Regions from separate parts of the Homo sapiens genome. Here region 2 is linked to region 1. A link is an interaction called in ENCODE POLR2A ChIA-PET data of the cell type or tissue named here. Cell type or tissue: endothelial cell of umbilical vein. All regions are shown on one strand. Region 1 overlaps LINC00205 (long intergenic non-protein coding RNA 205). Region 2 overlaps ADARB1 (adenosine deaminase RNA specific B1).

What was found. ChIA-PET counts read pairs that join two places held together with the same protein. Peaks named below come from ENCODE experiments on the same cell type or tissue, not always from the same donor. Only the 100,000 strongest peaks of a DNase experiment are listed, where the experiment ranks them.
Region 2: POLR2A ChIA-PET joins it to region 1 with 5 read pairs; 10 of 35 experiments call an interaction of 5 or more read pairs at or near these places.

What each region holds. Positions count from the first base shown.
Region 1 is chr21:45,293,535-45,296,034 of GRCh38, forward strand. LINC00205 (long intergenic non-protein coding RNA 205) reads left to right here. Exons shown (of 3, transcript NR_026943.1): 3 at 1-2,500. Among named protein-coding and RNA genes, the nearest start is that of LINC00205, 6.7 kb to the left of the region's middle. RefSeq lists an enhancer at 672-1,178. In endothelial cell of umbilical vein, no CTCF peak of the experiment used is centred here; a DNase peak (open chromatin) is centred at 1,247; H3K27ac peaks cover 2,500 bases.
Region 2 is chr21:45,139,274-45,141,773 of GRCh38, forward strand. The region is part of intron 2 of ADARB1 (adenosine deaminase RNA specific B1); the gene reads left to right. Among named protein-coding and RNA genes, the nearest start is that of ADARB1, 66 kb to the left of the region's middle. In endothelial cell of umbilical vein, a CTCF peak has its summit at 1,262; a DNase peak (open chromatin) is centred at 1,288.

The sequences.
Region 1 (2,500 bases):
GTTCACGTGTTTGGAGTTTCTGGACTCATTGCGGAGTTCCACCCCTGCACGTTGCGGTTCCCCAGTAATCAAATCCTGGCTTTTGTGCCTGGAAGTGCACAGGGAGGGGACAACTTTGTGAGTCAGTGGCAGGGCAGGGAGTTCTGGTTCTCCAGAGCCAGAGGCCGTGCTCAGAAGGATTTCTTAGCAGGAGCCTTGGGGCCCCCAGTCAACACTTCCCTACGGACAGCCTGGCCAGCTCTGTGCACGGAGCAGGCGCCCGAGGGTCCCAGGTCACCAAGTGACCAAGTCGTGAAGGCGCCCAGGGTTTCCTGGGGGTGCGCTGATCCCAAGGAAGCCACGTGTGGTCAGCATGGGGGAGGGGACCAGCGCCCCGGGGGGCCTGCAGCACAGCAGGGCCTGCCCTCCTGGGTGAGACTGGCCGGTGCCTGTGGGGATCTGGGGGGCTACAGTCAGGGCTCTGTGCTCCCGAGGGCCACGCCAGCCCACCTGCCCTGGAACAGAACCCGAGGCTTCTGCCTAGGGGAGTACCTGGGCACCTGCCTCCTGTGCTGCCCTGGACACATCCCAGCGGCTGCACATAGGGGAGGCACAGCCTGGGCTCAGGGCCAGGGTCCACTCTGTGGGGATACTAGACCCGGGGGTGACAATGCCAGCTCAGAACTTCCCCCCACACCTGGGCTCCTCCAGCCTGGCCTTTCCTGGGGAAGGGAGGGCCTGTCCTTCCTCAGCACTGTGGGAGGGAGGCAAGGCCTGCGGTTGAAGCGTCCCCAACACGGGGCTCCAGGAGAGAAAGCACCACATCTCAGGGAATGAAAACAGAGACGGGGCCGCCCAGTGCACTCGGTGGCTCGGAAATCATTAAAGAATGTTCTGAGCCCCCGATTTTGGCTGTAAAAGGGACTGGCCGGCTTGTGACCGCTCCCCTGTCTGTGCCTTGAGACGGGAGTGTTCAGCGTTGGGGGCAGCTTTCCCTCCAAGAGGAGCTTCACAAACATCCGCTCTCTGCGGGGCCGCCTCTCCGTGGCCTGGGGCCGCTGTCGGAGGAAGGCTCTCCAGCTGCCGTCATCTGGGAAACGTGGGGGGCGAGCAGGGGTCATGGATGGGGCTCACTGGGGACTGTGAGAATCTGTCCCGCAGGACTTTCTGGGATGGAAACGCTGGCAGAGGTGAAGCCTGCGTCATGTGCTTCACTGAACCCGGCTGCTTATTTATGTTCGGAGGGCTGGTTTCAAGGACTCCTCGTCTCCCTCTCCAGTGATAGCGTCAGCGGAAATGCAGACGGGGACGGGGCTGCTGGGTTTCCTCCCTGGAATGAAGCACAGCCGGAGGTTTTGCTGATTCACCAGCAGGCCCTGACCGCTGAGTTCAGGGTAACAAATCCACATGGATCCTGAGCCCGCATAGCTCCCTGGGCCTCAGCATAAACATCGTAAACCTCCGGGCCCTGGCAGTGTCTGTTTCATCCCCTCCAGAGCAAGTGCAAGTGTGAGATTTAGAGATTCTAAGAGGGGAAGGGCCAGAGGTCTTGAAAACGACCTTCATTCGTTCATTCATTCGAGAAGTTTGCGAGGGCCTCCGTGTCCTGCGTTTAGTGGGGCCTAGGACGCAGATGTGAAGGGCGCTGCTCTCAGGAGCAGACAGAGGTGGGGATGAATCAGTACACGCCCACCTCGGGCCCACAGGGGAGGATGCGCGGAGCTGTGGGTGTGGGGAGGAGACCCCTCTGCGTCATGCTGACGGTGTCGGCAGAGTCGCCAGCTTCTGCAGGAGCGGTACCTGTGGGTTCTTCTGTGACTTGTTTAACCGCATCTTTTGCCCAGTAGTTAGTCTTTTCCTGTTGGGACACCATGTTGGTAGTTTGGAAATGGTTTCTTCCATCCATTGCCTGCCTTTTAGCTTTGTCGATGGTGTTCTGTTGTAAATTTTGGTGCACGTTTAATGTGAACAATGGTTATGAGACGAGTGCCATGAGTTCCTGTGTGCCTGTCACCCAGCCCGGCCACAAGAGGTGCTGGGGGCAGTGTCCACACCCCCCTTTCTTAGGACGCCTGAGTCTCAGATGTGACTTATAGGGTATTTCTTATGGCAAGACGGTTAAAACAAACTTCAGCGTCTCGTCTGTCCTTCTATGGCTGTGGCTTCTGATGTTCTAATGGCGTTCTCGTCAGCCGGGGCTGAGAACAAAATAACATAGACTGTGGGGCTTAAACAGCAGAAACTTACTTCCCACGGTTCTGGAGGTTGGGAGTCTTGGATCACCGTGTAGCATGGTCAGGTTCCTGGTGAGGGTGGGATTCCTGGCTAACGTAACGAAGGCTCCCTCTCCTGATACCGTGTCACTGGGGGTGAGGCTTCAACACAGGAATTTTGGGGGGACACATCAGCATTCACTCCATCACAGGTGGTTAGCCCTTTAATCCGCGGGAATTTTGTTTGGGGTTGTGTGAGATACGGGTCTAACGTTTTCTTTTTCAAATACGTAGCCAGTTGTCACATC
Region 2 (2,500 bases), 150 kb before region 1:
GGTTCAATCAAAGTTCCAAATTCATAAATGGCACTTATATTATTATGACGATTGCTGAAAGTCATGCCACAGTTTAATTTGCTTTATACTTGGATTTGGTATACTTGATTTTTTGGTTCTGTTTTCTCTTTTTCCTGATTTCCTTGATTTTTTTGGTTCCGTTTTCTCTTTCTCCTGGTTTCCTTGATTTTTTGGCTCCGTTTTCTCTTTTTCCCATATTCTTGCCTGGCATGGAGTGGTAGAGCAGAGTGGGGAATGGAGTTGAGTTTGGATCCAGCGGTCGAGCAAGTGTCTCAACTCCCATGCTCAGCTTCCTCCTCTGTCACGTGGGGCAGGGAAGGTGCCTGTCGGGCGCAGCGAGCGTGGTGAGTGGTAGTGTGGGGCCGCGTGCGCCCGTGGGCCCTGAGCATCAGCACTTCTGCCTCTCCGTGTTCTCTTGTTGAGAGGGACCACTGCCTTTCTTATGCTATCGCCAGCCTTTTCCAGCTTATTCATTCTGTTTCTTGGAACCCATTTAATTCATTCTTCTTGAAATATGTGTATTTTCTATTTTATTTCAAATTGAGACTTACCTTTCTTATAGAATTTGTTTTCTTCTGGGATCTCTTGATTTTTTTAAAATTGGATTTACTGAGGTAAAATGTACAGACAATAAAACTCTTTTTTTTTTTTTTTTTTTTTTTTTTTGACACAGAGTTTCGCTCTTGTCACCCAGGCTGGAGTGCAATGGCATGATCTCTACTCACTGCAACCTCTGCCTTCCAGGCTCAAGCGATTCTCCTGCCTCAGCCTCCCTAGTAGCTGGGATTACAGGCGCCCGCCACCATGCCCGGCTAATTTTGTATTTTTAGTAGAGATGGGGTGTTGCCATGTTGGCCAGGCTAGTCTCAAACTCCTGACCTCGGGTGATCCACCCACCTCAACCCAGCCAAAAATCATTCTTCTAAAGTGTGCACTCTAATATATTCTGACAAATGTATGCCAGTGCCACACCACCAAGCAGCTGAGGTAGAGAATATTCTTACCCCAAAAAGTTTCCTCTTACCCCGTGCAGATGTCCTACCCATCAGGGCCCAGGGCGACCTTGTCTGATGTTGATGTCCCATCAGATGGTTTGTATTCAGCAGAGCACCTAGACCAGGCTGTGAGGTACAGGTCCGCCCCTGGCAGCCCATGCCTTGTAGCTTCTGGGTGGCTCCTGGCTTGGTTGCTGTGGTGTGGAGCGTTGAGTGACCTCTGCAGAACAGCAGATGGTGCTGTAGGGCCGCTTCTAAGACTCAGTGGAGGAGGCTCAGTGGCGTTCTGAGCGGTGGCCACCAGGACAAACCTCTTGTCTTTACACCATCTGTGTGTGTGTGCGTGAGTGTATGTGTGTGTGCATTCCAGTGTGCGTCCAGAAGCCAGTTTCCTTCAGAAAGCTTTCTGTTCCCTGGCTTCATTTTTACCATTTAGAGGACCTGTGAAGCAATGAGATGGAATACTTATAGCTGGTTTAATTCAGTGAGTGATCTGAATTGTAAATAAAATTTTATCAAGTAATTTATAAATTTGATATAATAAATTAAGTCTGCGGAAGGGGCTGATTGTGTTATGGAATGAGAAGTTTTGTACATCTTTTGCAATTCTAAAAATTGTGGCCAGGTGTGGTGCTCAAGCCTATAATCCTAGAACTTTGGGAGGCTGAGACAGGAGGATTGCTTAAGCCCAGGAGTTTGAGACCAGTCTGGGTAACATGGTGAACCCCTGTCTGTACAAAAAATAAAAGTAAAAATAAATTAGCCAGGCATGGTGGCACATGCCTGTAGTCCCAGCTACTCGAGAGGCTGAGGTGGGAGAATTGCTTGATCCCAGGAGACGGGTGGCAATGAGCCAAGATTGTGCCAATGCACTCCAGCCTGGGCGACAGAGCGAGACCCTGTCTCAAAAAAAAAAGTTGTGACTTTGCTGTGTAGTCTTTGTGTAACATAATTTTATGATTCTATTGTTTTAAGCTTAATATTCCAAATAGGTAATAATTATGTTAAAATGCAAAAAATTAGCCTATACTCTCATGATCTAAATATGTAGTAGTGGTTTTACAGAATATATTTCAAAGGATTGCCATTCTGTTTTATTTTTAGTAGCCAGTTATAGAAAGCATTATTTTTAAATAATGCCTAAGAATCTTTAAAGAAATACCTGTCAATGTATGTTCCAGTTTAGTATCAAATTTATATTCAGAGCTCATAAGAATTTAAAAAGTTTCCCAGAGTCTGTAAATGGGGATGGAGCTGTCCTTCAAGGGTGATAGTCCCCCTAGGTTTGAGTTGTCCTCTGCTGCTAGCATAGTACCACCTGAGCTACCTGTGGGCCACCTTCACCACCCGTGGGTCCCTCCAGCCACCCCAGGGACACCTTAGCCTCCCTGGGTCGCCTTAGCCACCCCTGGGCCATGTTAGCCACCACAGGATCACCTTAGCATCCCTGGGTCACCTTAGCCACCCCAGGGTCACCTTAGCAT